2 separate regions of the Homo sapiens genome follow, and region 1 is linked to region 2. The links are chromatin loops, found by intact Hi-C in ENCODE. Cell type or tissue: GM12878. All regions are shown on one strand. Links, peaks and the distances in the headings refer to the core of each region. The heading gives the core; the rest is flanking DNA. Region 1 overlaps LINC02994 (long intergenic non-protein coding RNA 2994). Region 2 overlaps LINC02994 (long intergenic non-protein coding RNA 2994).

Region 1 (8,670 bases), core at 365-8,364, 110 kb after region 2:
AAAAAAGACTGACAGTATTTGTTATCCATACAAAATTTCTAAGTTTCTCTTGAATACGCAGATATTTAGAATATCTGCATAACCCTTTGAACCAATTCTTTTCAAATGACTAATTATTGATGTTACAAAATTATGCATGGGTTAAAGAACCCCTCAAAATACAAGATAGGCCAATTTATTTTAATGCAGCAGAGTATTAAAATGTTTACTGATATGGTTTCATATTCTACATTGCAACTAAGCCTCAAAAAATTAAAACATGTTGAGTTTTGATGTAGTATCAAATAGAATATCCACAGTTATCTGAAACAGCTATTAAATAATACTTTCTTTTCCAACTGTACATCTGTGTGAAGCTAACTTTCCTTTATGTGCTTTACAGGAAGCACATTGCAGCAGACTGCATGCAGAAGCAGACATCAGAATCCAGCTGTTAAGCCATGCCTCAGAGAGATTTGTAAAATGGTAAAACAATGCCACTCATCCTTTTCTGTCTTCTAGGGAAAATATATTTGTTTTTAAATATCATGTTAACATGTAACAAATGTGTCATTCTTATTCCTAAATGAATTAACAAATAAATCTGTCTTTTTAATTTTCCAACTTTAAATTCTAATATGATAACTATAACTCATGAAACAAGATCTGTTTGGGGTTCTCAATAATTTTTAAGAGTATAAAGAGATACTGAAGACAAATGTTTGTAGATTACTGCTCTAGGCTATAAATACGAAAATAAATTTGGGAAGGTATAGGCTACACATATCTTTAACATGACTAGATAACATCACATTGCTCCCCCATCCAATCTTGAATTACAGGTCTATGTATTCAAGTTGAGAGATGGTAGCTTAATTGAATTATCATAGTGCTTCCTTAACATGAACTAATTAGCTATTACATAGAAATTGTTTAGGCAAATTCTGGATACTATTTAAGAAGCTTTGAAACAATTTGGTCTCACTAAATGCCTTCTATTTTATTATTAAATTAAAGGAAAACTCAACTAGGATAACATTTTTCTCGAATAAATATACAGGTTAAATATAGCCAGAGACATTAAATTTTATTACAATATTTTATTAATAATTAAGTCACACAGGCATCCTAGACAACCAATACATTGAAAATACTATATATTCCTCCTGTGTCATTACAATATATAATTATTCAGGGAGCCTATGCACTGATTAAAAGAGGTGCAATGATTTAAAACATGTGGCCTATTACCATGTAAAATAGGTTTGGGATTAATTCTACAACTGTTTGATATTTAAAATGAGTGTGTAATTCAGTATATTAAAGAGTTTTTATGTATATACAATAGGAAATGATTTAAGATTTCTTAACATTAAAACATAATGCAAGAAGGAGGTAGAGAGAAATTATATTAATTCTCCCAGAGCAAGACATTATAATAAGCTGAATCATACAATTTTTAATTTTAAATTTATGGGTTAAAAGGAATGAAAGCCCTTGGGACAAAATGGAATAAAATAAGATTTTGATCCCAGCAGGGAACTTTTTGGAAACCTCTCCTCCGGGCATCGTATGAAGACCTTATGGAAGAAATGGCCTTTCAATCATATCTCCTGAAGTCATAGAGAATTTTATCATGTCTCACGCATAATGAAATGTTAATGTGATTTTTCTTGACTGATATCATTCAGAGTAATTCATTTTCAACACCAGTTCTCACTCATTATAAGACTGATTTAATGTGGTACTTATAATTAAAGCCTGTTTTTAAAAATAGCAACTGAATCCACAGGAAGTATGAACATTTCTCATTTTAAGGAGTTTTCTTTAGAGAGTAATAGTCACTGGACTCTGCATTCGTTGAACTAACCTTTAGACAGAGATAGAAAAGGGTTAAGTAGACAGTCTTCAACTCATCAGAACTCCTACCCGTAGTTTTCCTATTTCTGACTCCACTTCAGGCTTCTAAATGACATGAAAATATTTTAAGTACACATAATCCTATATGAAAATTATAACCATTAATATATTTGTAGTAGTGAAAGAAGGTATATAGACAGATAGCTTGATCAATCAATCGATCGATCGATCCACCCCAATAAACTGCCTAAAGTGGTGGCAGAGATGTCTTAGCTAGAAATGTTCATCATAAGCTGGGGTTTGAGGCTGTGCCCAGAGATAAGTTATCTGACACTTGAAAAACCAACTGTCTAGAAAGAAGCCCCAGAGTGCAATGTAGACAGATGAAAGAGTCTCTGCACACATAAATGAAAAAGTGACACATATCATCTACTTTCTGCAAGGTAAACCCAACAACTGGAGCTGATAGTTCAGGCTTGAGGCTATGACCTCATAAATCATACACACAACTGAGGGAATAAAAACATTTGAGAAGCCATAGTTTCACAGCCAGAGCTTCACAGCTCACATCCCATGGGATTCTATGAAGACAATCAACTATTGGCAAGTCTGCCTACAAGCCTAGAAAAGCTGTTTAAACTGTCATCTATGGCTCTGGCCATATTGCAACAAGGCTGAGTAAGCCAAGAGCTAGAATACAGGCTGTACAGCTTCCCCCTCCCCTCTCATCTCCTTTTTTGTTCTCTGAGTAAATAGAGGTAGAAGACAGTTGAATAATCGTTTAAGAATGTCATTGCCGTTATTCTAATTTGTATCTTAAAATAATCTGGAGAATATACTGCCATCACGGAAGAAATCATAAAGAACCTGGAATGTTTTATGTAGTACCTTGTTATTCAGAGATCAACTTCAATGTCACCCTTCAGGGGTTTTCCTTGACCACCCACTCTACTCTCTATCGCATCATCTTATTTTTAATAGAGAAGGTATGGGCATTTGATATTCTTCTTGTTTATTTATTAGAGAATAAGAATAGTATAGGTGTTATAAATACAGATCCTGAGATCAGGTTGCTTCAATTGGAATTCTGGCTCTCCAACATAATCACTGGGAGCAAGGCTCTATGCCTTAGTTTCCCCCTCTAACATTTGAATAGTAGTTTTTTCTACATCCCTGGGTTTTGGGGAGGATTGTGCTTGTTAATAAAAGTACTAGATCCTGGACAGGCACAGAGTAAGCACTTGATGAATGTGAGCCTTAACTCTTTATTTGCTTGGTGTCTATTTCCCTAACTAGTCTGTTCTTCACTTGTCTGCCTCAGTGACCCAGTACCTGGAATGATGCCTGGAGCACTCATGAGACTTTCAGTAGGAATGATGAAAAATTAATTAATGAGTCTCAGTTCAGGTTTTGAGATTTAAATCTAACTCAGTAGACAGTAAGAAGGCATGGACAGACAAAATTGAAAACTTAACAGTTCACAGTAAACATTGAGCTTCTGCTATACATGGTAGTCAAGAACTTTGACTGTATAATGCTGACAATGGCTTTCTTTCTTTAGTTGCTAAGAAATTACCCCAGTGGTTTTATGCTCCAAATACTCTACATGACTGATAACCTTATTTCCTGTGCTGATTGAGTCAAATCCATGCCACACCATTTGAGCCACCTCAGAATACATATTGAAACTCTATCTGTCACCTCAGGCCTTCCCCTAAGTGGGCTCTGTGCCACAGAAGAGGCAGCTCCAGCCATCCCTGGAGGGCTGTCCCAGTGGCCTGAGAGCTGCTCCTAGACCCCTACCAAGGTCAGCATTGACCTCAAAGAACCTAGTCACAGACTTGTCCAACCAGCCCCACCCAGCTTTGCCCCCTCCAGTGCCTTGGCAGCACAGTGCAGGATGGGGCCCTTGGGAACTCCATGCCCTGACTATCACCAGGGACACCTCGTACTTCCTCCATCAACAAAGACCAAGTAAAAATTCCACTGCCATTATCACAGGTGTCTCTTGCCTGCAAGCACCACCTACTGGCCTGTAGGATGAACTACACAATCCAATATAATTCCTGCTGACAAAAGTAAGGAAATGAGATAATTTCCCAAGACCTCCACCTCCTCATCTTTGTAGGAGACAGTGAGCCTCACCACACACACAAGGCTACCACAACCTACAAACAACTAACATTTGGGAAAACCACTATGCTAAGGCTATCTATAACTAAGACATTTACACAGAGACTTGGCCCCTTGAAATCACACAGAAGCAAAGCCAAATGAACCTACCCAACATGAGCAATAGTCACACTCTCAAGGAGGAAAGAAGAAACCCACCGAATTAAAATAAATTTTAAAATATTAAATTTATTTTTAAATTTAAGAATTTAAATTTAAATTTAAGAAGAAACCAGCACAAGAATTTCAGCACCATGATGAAACAGATGGTTGAGACACTCCTAAAAGACCACATGAGCTCTCTAGCAATAGCTGCCAACCAAAATGAAAACTTTGAGGTGAGAGATAAAGAATTAAAGTTATGAATTTTAAGGAAGTTCAGTGAGATCCAAAAGAAAGTGGAAAACCAAACAAAGAAACCAGAAAAAAAACTCAGGAGACGACAGAGAGGAAAGATATATATTTTAAAAACCAAACAGAACTTCTGGAAATGAAAAATTCACTAAGGGAATTTTAAAACACAGTTAAAAGCTTTAATAAGAGACTAGACCTAAGCAGAAGAAAGGATTTCAGATCTTGAAGACAGGTCTTTCAAATTAATCCAGTCAGACAAAAACAAAGAAGAAAATAATTTTTTTTGATCAACAAAACCTTCAAGAAATATAGGATTATGTAAAGTAACAAAACCTATAACTTATTGACATTCTTAAGAGGAAGAAGAAAAAATAAGAAGTTTGGGAAACATATATGAGGAAATCAGGAAAATTTCCTCAGTCTTGCTAGAGAAATAGGCATCCAGATACATAAAATTCAGAGAACACTTGGAAGATATTATACAAGATGAACATCATCAAGGCATATAGTCATCAGACTATCCAAGGTCAACATGAAAGAACAGATCTTAAAAGCAGCTAGAGAGAAGCATCAAATTACTTATATAGGAAACCCCATCAGACAAACAGCAGACTTCTCAGCAGAAACCATACAAGCCAACAGAGACCAAGGGCCTGTTTTTAGCCTCCTTAAAGAAAAACAAAAGTACTAGTCCAGAATTTTATATCCTGCCAAACTAAGCTTCATAAATGAAGAAATAAAATCTTTCCCAGACAAGCAAACACTAAGGGAATTTGTCACAACTAAACCAACCCTATAAGAAATGCTCAAAGGAGTTCTAAACACAGAAACCAAAGGACAATAATCACCATCAAGAAAGTGCTTCACCATCCTGTGAAGCAATTACACAATTGAGACTCCAAGGCAAATAGCTAACAATATTATACAGAAACAAAACCTCATATATCAATGTTAACCTTGAACATAAATCACCTAAATGCTCCACTTAAAAGATATAGACTAGACTTTAAAAAACAAAGCTCAATCATCTGTTGCCTACAAAAGAACCACCTAATGGCTAAAGCTGACTCAGACTCAAAGTAAATAAATAAAAAAAAGATATATCACACAAATGGAAAACCAAAGTAAGCAGAAGTAGCCATTCTTATATAAAACAGACTTTAAAGCAATAATAGTTTTTTAAAAATGGCATTAAAGGGCATTATATATTGGCAAAGGGTTTAATATAACAAGAAGATTTCACTAGCCTAAATATATATGCACCCAACACCAGAGCACCCAGATCCATAAAAAAAATACTGTTAGACCAAAGAAAAGAGACTGATATCAATACGATAATAGTGGGGGACACCCCACTGATAACACTAGACAGATCATCAAGGTAGAAAGTCAACAAGGAAAACTGGATGTAAACTGGACTCTAGACCGAATGAACTTAATAGATATTTACAGGACATTCTACCTAATAATTGCAGAGTATACATTTTTCTCATTTGCATATAAAATATTCTCCAAAATCCACCAATATTTGGCTCTAAAGCAAGTCTCAATACATTTAAAAAATTAAAATGATATCAAGTATCTTCTCAGATCACAGTGGAATAAAATTAGAAATCAATACCAAGAGGAACTCTGAAAAGTAAGTAATTACATGGAAACTGATAACCTGCTTCTGAATCACATTTGGGTAAACAATGAAATAAGACAAAAATTTAAGAAATGTTTTGAAGTGAGTGTAAATAGAGAAACAACATATCAAAATCTCTGGGATACCGTAAACACAGTGCTGAAAGTTTATAGCATAAAATGCCTATATCAAAAAAGATGGAAAGATCTCATATTATAACTTCACATCACACCTCAAGGAAATAGAAAACAATAATAAAACCAAACTCAAGTCTAGCAGAAGAAAAGAAAAAGATCAGAGCAGAACTAAATGAGACTGAGACCAAAATAAATCAAAACAAAACAAAAAAGATACAAAAGATCAATTAAAAGAAAAGTTGGCTCTTTGAAAGAGTAAACAAAATTTAATAACTTCTAGCTAATTTAATAAAAAAAAGAGATTCAAATAAACACAATTAGAAATAATAAAGGTGACTTTATTACTGATACCATAGAAATTCAAAAGATAATCAGAGATTACTATGAACATCTCTATATGTACAAACTAGAAAACCTAGAAGAAATGGATAAATTCCTGAAACATACAACCTCTGATATGGTTTGGCTGTGTCCCCCCCCACCCAAATCTCATCTTGGGAGGGATTTGATGGGAGGTCATTGAATCATGGGGGCAAGTCTTTCCCATGCTGTTCTCTTGAAAGTGAATAAGTCTCATGAGATCTGATGGTTTTAAAAAGAGGAGTTCCCCTGCACAAGCTCTCTCTCTTTGCCTGCTGCTAGCCATGAAAGACACGACTTGGTCTTTCTTGCCTTCTACCATGATTGTGAGGCTTCCCCAGCTACGTGGAACTGTAAGTCCAATTAAACCTCTTTCTTTTGTAAATTGCCCAGTCTTGGGTATCCCTTTATCAGCAGCATAAAAACGGACTAATACAACCTCTCAGGATTGAACTAGAAAGAAATAGAAATCTTGAACAGACCAATAATGAGAAACAAAACTGAATCAGTTAAAAAAAATCTTTCAACCCAGGACTAGACAAATACACAGCCAAATTTTACCAGACATACAAAGAGCTGGTACCAATCTAAATGAAACTATTACAAAAGATTGAGGAGGAGGGATTTCTCCCTAACTCATTGTATGAAACCAGTATTACCCTGATATGAAAATCAGGCAGGGACAGAACAACAACAAAAAATGAAAACTGCAGGCCAATATTCCTAATGAATATAGATGTGAAACTCCTGAACAAAATACTAGCAAACTAATCCAATTGCACATCAAAAAGACAGTCCATCTTGATAAGTAGGTTTGCAGGAATGCAAGGATAAGTCAACATTTGCAAAAAATGGAATTGATCACTGTTTTAGTCAGTTATCATGCTGCTAATACAGACATATCTGAAACTGGGTGCAATATAAAGCAAAGAGGCTTAATTGACTCACAGTTCAGCATGGCTGGAGAGGCCACAGGAAATTTACAATCATGGTGGAAGGGGAAGCAAACACTTTTTTCTTCAAATGGCGGCAGAAAAAACAAGTGCAGAGCAAATGGGGGGAAAGCCCTTTATAAAACCATCAGATCTCATGAGAACCCACTCACTATCATGAGAACAGCATAGTGGTAACTGCCACCATGATTCAATTACCTCCTACTGGATCCCTCCCATGGCACGTGGGGATTGCCAGAACTACAATTCAAGATGAGATTTGGGTGGGGACACAGCCAAACCATATCAATCACATTAACAGAATTAAAAACAAAAACCACAAGCTTATCACAATAGATACAGAAAAAACACTCGATAAAATCTGACTTTTCTTCATGATAAAAACCCTCAACAAACTAGATATTGAAAGAACATACCTCAAGATAATAAAAGCCATATATGACAAACCCACAGCCAATATTACACTGAATAGGAAGGAGTTGAAAGCATTCCCTCTAAGAACTGGAACAACATAAGGATTTTACTCTCACCACTCCTATTCAACATAGTACTAGAAGTCCTAGCCAGAGTAATCATGCATGAGAAAGACATAAAAGGCATCCAAATTAGAAAAGAGGAAGTAAAATTAGCTCTGTTCACTGATGACTTAAAGCCCTAAATACTCCTCCAAAAGACTTCTAGACTTGATAAATGACTTCAACAAAATTTCAAGACACAAAATTAATGTACAAAAGTCAGTAGCATATCTATACACCAATAATGCCCAAGCTGAGAACCAAATCAAAAACTCAATTTTATTTACAATAGCTACAAAAAGAAAAAATTACCTAGGAATACAGTTAACCAAAGAAGTAAAAGACCTCTACAAGGAGAACTACAAAACACTGACAAAAATTCATAGATAACAGAAACAAATTTTCTTTAAATCCCATGCTTATGGATAAGAAGTGTCCATATTGTTAAAATGACCATACTACCCAAATCAATCTATAGATTCAATGCAAGTCCTATCAAATTACCAACATCATTCTTCAAAAAATTAGAGAAAACAATTCTAAATTTCGTATGAAACAAAAAAGAGCCCAAATAGCCAAAGCAATCCCAAGCAAAAAGAACAAATCCAGAGGCATCACATTATCTGACTTCAAATTATATTACAAGCCTCTAGTAACTAAGACAACATGGTACTAGTTCAAAAATAGACACATAGATCAATGGAACAGAATAG
Region 2 (8,670 bases), core at 464-8,463:
CAGACCATTCATACATTGCTGATAAGAATGTATGGATACTTTGGAAAGCAATTTGATAGTTTCCTGGAAAGTTAAAATAACCAATCAGGAATCCTACTCACAGGTATTTATTTACCCAAGTGACTTAAAAACTATTTTCTCACAAAAACTCATATGTAAATTTTTATAGCAAAGCTATTCATAACTGCCACAAACTAGAAACAACCCAGTTATTCTCCAACAGCTAGATATAAAAACGTACTGTGGTACATCCATACAATGGAATACTATTCAGCAATACAAGGAACTAACTACTGATTCATACAACAACATGGATGATTCTTAAATGCATTTTGCAATGCGAAATAAACCACACCCCACAGGCTGCATGTTGGGTTTCAATTTTGATGACATTCTGGCAAAGACAAAACTATAGGAATGAAAAACAGACTTGAGCCAGACGCAGTGGCTCGCTCATTCATGCCTGTAATCTCAGCACTTTGGTGTGCTGAGACAAGACAATCACTTGAGGCTAGAGGATCACTTGAGGCCAGGAGTTCAAGACCAGCCTGAGCAATATAGTGAGACCCTATTACTATAAAAATAAAAATTAAAAGGAAAAAAAGATTTCTTCTTGGGGAAAGGGGAAGGATTGAGTACAAAGTACAAAGCTGCTGCACAAGGGAGATGTGAGGGGGATGAAACTGGGCTCTGTGGTACTATCGGTGGATACAGAACTAAATGTTTGTAAACACCTATAGATGTGTATAATACAAAAGTGCAACTTTTACTGTTTGCACACACACATACACTCACACACAATCAGTTAGGATGGTGGGGGAACCCAGGACAGAGTTCAGACTGTAACAAAACAATCTGATTGTACTACAAATGTAAGATGTCAGCTCGCTGAAGGGGATGGGGAAGAAAGGAGCTGATCTAAATAGCTGAAAAACTGTTTTGTCTGGGTACTCTAAAGTTAAAGATAAAGTGTACAAATATTGTATTTTAGTCAGTAAATTTGTTTCTCACAGAAGTACAATTTAGCAATTCTGAAATTATATTTATTAGCACAGAGTAAATAAGTAAATATATTTGAAGGAATAAAAACTAGGTTCCTCACTGTCAGAGAAAGAAGTTACAAATAACAACGGGATAAAAACCATGTGATACAGAATTAGAGCTGATGATGACTCTATGAATGTGTGTTTATTTATATGTGTGTTTATTTATATGTGTGTGCACACGTACTAGATAGAAACAGAAATGTAGCATGTGTGTGTACGTGAGTTGCATGTGTATACATAGACATATCCATATACATAATCCTTAGTGCTGTCTACTGAAAGTGCCTACAAGCAGTGATACTGCAGCAATATTGAGTATACCCAGCATCTATATCTTGGTTTCTAAGTACCAGTATCTAGGGAAAGAAACAGAATCCTTTGAGAAATGGGTGATTCTAGGCTGGGATACAGAAGATACAAGATAAATCTGAAGTATTTCTACAACTGCAAAGTAACAGGGAAAATGTATTTTAATGAGAGCATGGCCACCTGAAAGAATTCCCAACGGCCAAAACTGAAACAACTTGAACAACTAAATAAATGATAGTATTAAATTACAACCCTCTAAATAAAATACATCTCCATGGGTCCATACTGATAGAAATATATGATTGAATAAATATATGGGAGAGAAGACTCAAATCATCTTTGCAGATGAATTACAATGAAGAAATATAGAAGGAATGAGGGAAACAGAAAATCAACATTAGAACACCCCACAAATAATTGCTATAGGCAGATTCCTAATGAATGCCAAAATTAGTGGACAAAGCTTTATAGATATGCAACATATTTGCTAAGCCTCAAGGTGCATTTTTCAAAATATGTATTAATTACTTGCTGTGGTTTTAACATACGTCCAAAAATTCTTTGATATTCTTCCTTTCAGGAGGTGGAGCTTCATTCCCCTCCCCTTGAGGGTGCACTGAATTTAGTAAATCACTTTTAATGAATAGAGACTTTTGATGAATAGAGTATGAAAGGTTAAAAAAAGTTATTTTTATAACAATTTTACCAGGTTGGCAGACACCAGCCTAACAAGGTGATAAAGTTAACATCACCAGCAGTAAGTCATTTGATGTCATGTAATCCTGATATGAGGCAATGTGAGGACACTTAATCTCTGTGGTAGTCTTTAACAAAACCCATAATAATCCCAGTCTGATCATCAGAAGACATAAGACAGATCCAAATTGAGGGACATTCTATTTTGAAAGTGTCAGGATCATGAAATATAAGGAAAGACTGAGAAACCATCATAGAATGGGGGAAAATACAGAGACACAATGACTAAATGCAATGTCGGGTACTGGATTTAATCCTGGAAAATAAATTAGAACATTAGTAGAAACTGGGGAAATCCAAATAATGTCTGTTTAGTTAATAGTGTTATACCAATGTTACTTTCTTAGTTTTTATGATATACCATGACTACATAAAATAGTCACATTAAAATAGCTGACTGAATGGTATATGGGAACTCTCTATACCACTTTTGCAACTGTTCTATAAATCTAGAATTATTTTATTATAAAAGTTTTAGGCCGGGCATGGTGGCTGACACCTGTAATCCCAGCACTTTTGGAGGCCCAGGCAGATGGATCACCTGATGTCAGAAGTTTGAGACCAGCCTGACCAATACGGTGAAACCCTGTCTCTACTAAAAATACAAAAATTAGCTTGGCATGGTGGCGTGTGCCTGTAGTCCCAGCTGTTCGGAAAGCTGAGACAGGAAAATTGCTTGAACCTGGGAGGTGGAGGTTGCAGTGAGCTGAGATCACATCACTGCACTGCAGCCTAGGCAACAGAGCAAGACTCAGTCTCAAAAAAAAAAAAGTTTTAAAAATTCAATTATTCTATTCCCACTCACCAAATTGGTGAATTTTTGGAAATAGAAATCAGTAATCCCAAGGCTAGTCTAGTCAAGCCGTAAAGCCGCCATGTTGCAGTTGTACATTTTGCAGCTGGGCTCAGGCAACATCCTGAGTCTTGTTGACCAGTTTTCTCCACTCCCCACCTCCACATCATCACTTCAATTGACAGTCAAAAGAAGGGCAAGACTCCTGCCATTGCTCATGCTTTCCATGTAAACAATTTTCCCCTCATCCTGTTTTCCTTAAAACTTTGACCTAATTTCTTTCACATGCTGAGCTAATTCTCATGACGGTTTAAAGGTTGCTGAAAATATCATAAAGGTCTGCTAAAGTTCACAAACGAAGATGCCATTCATTCAAGCCCTGTGTTCTTGAGTCATCATTTCTTTAAATGCATGACATAAATACGTTTTTTTCTGTTCTATTGATAATTTTACATTAAGACATCATTAGAAAGCAGCATCTGGGCTGCTTTTCAAACCACACTAGCTGAACTCATTTTTTCCCCTTTACTAAAAAGGTGCTTAGTTCACATTTATGGATTTTCAATTAGCAGTAATAATAAAGAACAGTGTGTGGTGTTCAAAAGACTTAACTGGCTGCTTTCAAAGTAAATCTTTAAGTCCAATGATTAAGTTGTTTCTGATACTTAACAAAGGCATATATTTATGCTTCCAGAAATTTAGTGCATTTTGGGGTTCATTTTCCAATAATTTTGATTCTTGGACATTTCTCATATGGGAGCATTTGTTCTTAGAGAGGCTTCACCCAGCAGGCCCAGAGAAACAGGAGGTTGGGAAGACAACATAGATTTACTAAGTAGGAGGTGTACCTTGGTTTCTTTCTCCTTGTTTTCTTTCAGGTGTCATTTTGTTCATTTTACTTCTACCAACAGAGAAGTGCCAAGACTGATGCATTGGGCAGAGGAATTCAGGAACTGGGAAAATATCTAGAAATCTTTATTTGCTAACAGAAATCATCAACACAAAAATGATTTCCACAGACAGCTTAGAACAACTAATTTGAGGACTAAATATGTCAGCATTTGCAAAGTGCAAAACAGGCACGGGGATTGCTCAAGGCCTCCAATCTCTCTTCGTAATAGTCTTTCCTCCCCTGTGTCTAGCATTCTTGATTTCAGAGACATAGCAGTGCTTTTCCACTGTTTCAGGCAAAATCGGCTATCATTCACTCACAATTCAGTATGAATTAAGTCAATGTCATCACCTCTAGGAATTACCTTTATTTTGAACTTTAGTCCTAATTTAGGAAAAGTGATTTGTTTCCAAGATTAAAAAAAGTTTAGCTATTGATTCTAAGAAAAATGGACAGAAACTAGACAAGAAGAGAACCTTCCTGCAGTCACAGATCTATCTGCCTGACTTAAGGTCGGCACACATGAAAACACTCAAAGGTGTTTTCTGTGACTTTCACTTACTGTAGTTTCAGGTTAAATCATCAGAGCAAGTATTATTTTTCCTTCTCCTCATTATTCACCTTGTTGTTACTTTAATCTTTGTTCAGTTTGACAAATGAGAATGTAGACAGAGGGTTAAAGAGGAATGAGCTGAATTCCATCCATATTCAGGGCCTGTGCCGACGTCCTCCCTGGGTTTAATGCTCCATATGGTTTGGCACAGTGACATTACTTCTCCTGCTAAAATACCCCTTAGCCTGTGTGGCATCCATCAGTTTGCTTGTTGACTTAGTTTCATTTTCTGTTTTCATGGCCTGCTCAACTGCCTGCAAAAGCATTAAATTATTCTTCTGATCTTTCCATCTCCCTGGGTTCACAAACTGCAATTTATGGAAGTCTTTAAAACTTAAAGGGCTTTCTGATAAAGGTAGATGCCAATGAAATGATAAAGGTCAAAGAAAAACAGTACACTTTAAGGAGGCAACACCTTTCACAGAAATGCCATATTTTCATCATATTTCATATCCTAAGGAAATATTACAACCCATAGAGAAGTCAATATAGAAATTTTGAAATGGAAGGGGCTTCAGAGATTGTCCAGTCCAATCTCATTTTACAGCTGTGGGCACTGAGGCTTAGTGAGGGTCACTCACAGAGTTTTTCAGCGGTAGAATTGGAAGTTGTATGGGGCACTCCCAAGTCAATTCACTGCTATATTCACCACATTGTGCTGACTCTTAATTGCATATTCTTAATGATAAAATAATATGAGGAAAAGGGAATAGCAACCAAGAGAAAGAAATGGAACATTTTCTATTTTCTTTTTAGAACCAGAGTCTTGCTTTAGAGTAATTTGTCTAACAGTAAAATGACCATCTACCTGATGGTGAAAACCAAACCATGGCATCTGGTGGAGATGGCATGCTGTTTCCCCCTCTCCCTTACATCTATATCTATATAGTCCATGAGCCCTAGTATGGCTCTCTTGGTAGCATTTTTGTTGCCATCTTTTTCATTTATATTGCCACTCTTGTAGCTCAGAACATTATAAGCGTACACCTGGGCCTTTGGAGTTGAGTTTTTTAACTGCTAGCCTTTGGTTAGAGTACTTTTCTCCCCCTTTCAGTCCATAATGAAAAGAACCACAAAACTGATCTCCTGAAGTATCACCTTCAACATAATATTATCATCAGTGGAATTTCTAATTTCTACTTTTTCTGACTTGTTATTCTGCAATCTTGAGGCTATGGTTCCTTCACCCTTCACTGTTTGCCTTTTTTTTCTTTTTCTTTTTCAGTCCTATGTTTAGCCAGTCCAAATAATGTTTCTTTAGGGCATAGTAACTGTGGGAGTTTCATGGTATAGAGGAATGACTAGGGGCACCAGGGATTTTCACAAACTAAAGACACCTCCATTTTACTTCTGCACAAATTACTTTCTCTTATATTCATATTTCCCCAGTGAAAAAGGTGAAGCAGCACCACATCACTCACCGCTGTTTTCATTTTAGCCCTACTCTCTGGACACTGTCATGAGAATGAATTACCTGCACTTGCCACGGATTTGCTGCGGTGCTGACCAGGAATGCTCTTGGGAGTTTGCTCACTTTGGCCTGGATTATGACTTTTTCCTTTTGAAAAAAAATAAAAAGAACTCAATATATACTAGTAAAACAGCATGAACAATTTTTTCACAATTTAGTGAGCATCATTAATATCTTTGTAAAACTATGTTCAAGACTTTATCAAGCTGACCCACTTCAGAGAAAATGAAGCCAGGAAGCTGGACATAGTTCCAAAGACCAATTTTTGCCACTCACATTGTGAGCTATTTCTCAATATTTAGCCAATATATCTTAGTCTTCCTTCATAAATAATGTTTTGTGCTACATTAGTACCACAAAAACAGCATGCCCTACTTTTGTCTTAAATTGAAAATTATCTTCAAAGACCAGGCATTTTGACCCTTTGATGGAGTTTTCCCTCCTGTCTGAAATTAGTAGAAAGTACAATCAAACAAAACAATGAGTACAAAACATAGTTTTTAAATATATAAAAATCCATGTAAATATATAAAATGTTTTTATATTTATTACCAGCTGTTTTTTGTGGGAGATAGGGGACAGGGTCTCGCTCCGTCCTCCAGGCTAGAGTGCAGTGGTGTAATCACGGCTCACTATGCAGCCTTGACCTCCCGGGCTCAAGTGATCCTCCCACCTCAGCCTTCCCAGTTGCTGGGACTGCAGACATGTGCCACCACATCCAGCTGATTTTTAAATGTTCTGTAGAGATGGTTTCATTATGTTGCCCAGGCTAGTCTCAAACTTCTGGGCTCAAGCCATCCTCCTTTGTCAGCCTCCCAAAGTGCTAGGATAAAAGGAGTGAGCCACTGCGCTCAGCCAGCAGCTCTTTGATTCAGCATTTTTGAATGAGTTTGATATGCCACTTAGACCTTATGTAAGACACCACAAATTCGAAGAGGAGTAAGGCATAGTCCCTATCATCAAGGGTTTTATCATCCAGGAGAGACTGTCAGGTGAAGAATCCATTGTAATTAGATGAGACAAGTACAATGTGACTATATAATAAATTGTCATATAATATGTCATACAAGTATTGTCACAACAAATATGGGCTCCTAACCTACATATTTTTTGAGGCTTTAAAAATCTACAACATTTTACTCTAGAAAAGTTATGGAAAATAAACATTCTCCCACCTGTCAACTCAATCTGTTGATAGTAGCTCTCTGAAGAACTGGATGGAGAAGCATTTAAAGCTATTTTCAAGCTCAGCAAAAAAAAAAAAAAAAAAGTTGTTTGATTAATTACTGATGCCAGCCATTGGCCTACAAGTAGGAAGAAAGGGGCTTGCCACCTCTCATCTATAACATGCAACTACTACATCACACTTTCTCTACCCTATCACATGGTTACTTTCAACAAAATTTTCATCATTTACACTTCATTAAGCAACTCTTTTCTGGGGATTATGAAGTTAAGAATAGAAGTTTCCCTCATGGCTTTTTTTTTTTTTTTACTTTCTGAGAGATGAAATCGTCGGCAAGTCAAGTCAAGAATTTACTCAATTAACTTCTTTAGCTTAATGAGACTTTGAGCTGATATTTGCATCCAATCACGACTGTATTTGTCTTTTTGCCAGCATTGTGACTTGCATTAGAATTTCTTGCCCAGCAAATAAAATTAAAAATTTAATCTTAAAATAGGAATTTCAGAGCCCAAAAGCAATCAAAGAAATCACAAAAGGAAAATCCAAAAGACTTAACTACATAAATATTCAAAATGCATTTAAAAATGTCAAAATCACACACACAAAAAAAGAACAAACAACTTACAGGGCAAGGAAAAATATTTTCTAAAAATGTAACAGGTAAAGAATTGATATATTTAGCTGTGTATATAGAAAATAATCTACTAGGTTGAAGTACAAATTAGACATGCGTTAAGCCTACAGAACTAAACTAAAAGTTATGCCCTCACCACCATACAAATAAAAGTTCATTTAGTTTAAAGAGCCAGACCTATCTACAAGTGACTCTAGGAAAAACAGTGGAGAATCCCATCAGGCCTCAGTAATATCACCAGTTTCTGGGGCCCTGTTGTGCAGTAACACTATTGGCAACAGATCCTACACACTCTAATGTGTCCTTGTCCACTGCTTATCATCCCTGCACAACCTGTAATAATTTATTACTTATAAACACTTCCATAGCAACTACTATGTACCAGGCAATCTTCTAAGCACTTTACAAATATTAACTTATTCCTCATAACAACTCTGTGTGGTAGGTTATCATTACTAGTTCCATTTTACAGTTGAGAAAATTGAGGAACAGAGAGGTTAAGTAGTTTATCCAAAGTCACACAGCGATTAGGTTAGTGTGAATGTGATTGTAGATTTTACAATTAAAAGTAATGGCAAAACAGCAATTGCTTTTGCACCAACCTAATAGTAAGTGGGGTATCTGGAGTTGAATTCAGGCAGCCTGATTCCAGAGTCTGTGCTCTCAAACATTTTCTGGGAAGGACTAACTCACTCTCCTGAATCATCCTCTGTTAAAGAAGTACCACGCTTGGCCTCCCAAGGACACTTCTTGCTCTTCTATATGTTGTGTCTTGGTTTTATTTACCAACTACACTAAGCAGGAATTAAGAGCCAAAGCAGGACTACACAAATGATAAAAGGATGCTTAGGACTCTGTGGGACCAAGAGCTCATTCTCTGGAAAAAATAACAATAAAAAAGAAGAAAGTTCTGGTAATGTTGAAGAAAGGGGAAAAATGATAACCAAAATATTCATTAGGAACTAAGCTG

What was found. Hi-C counts contacts between places; a loop is a spot of excess contacts. Peaks named below come from ENCODE experiments on the same cell type or tissue, not always from the same donor. Only the 100,000 strongest peaks of a DNase experiment are listed, where the experiment ranks them.
Region 1: it touches region 2 in a loop (2.7-fold over the local background); 4 of 110 quality-filtered maps call a loop at or near these places.

What each region holds. Positions count from the first base shown.
Region 1 is chr4:84,255,567-84,264,236 of GRCh38, forward strand. The region is part of intron 4 of LINC02994 (long intergenic non-protein coding RNA 2994); the gene reads right to left. Among named protein-coding and RNA genes, the nearest start is that of LINC02994, 39 kb to the right of the region's middle. In GM12878, for the core only: a CTCF peak has its summit at 3,873 (motif pointing left); DNase peaks (open chromatin) are centred at 3,485 and 3,843.
Region 2 is chr4:84,142,164-84,150,833 of GRCh38, forward strand. It overlaps LINC02994 (long intergenic non-protein coding RNA 2994), which reads right to left. Exons shown (of 9, transcript NR_125909.1): 6 at 7,056-7,093; 7 at 5,884-5,967. Among named protein-coding and RNA genes, the nearest start is that of LINC02994, 150 kb to the right of the region's middle. In GM12878, for the core only: no CTCF peak of the experiment used is centred there; a DNase peak (open chromatin) is centred at 4,568.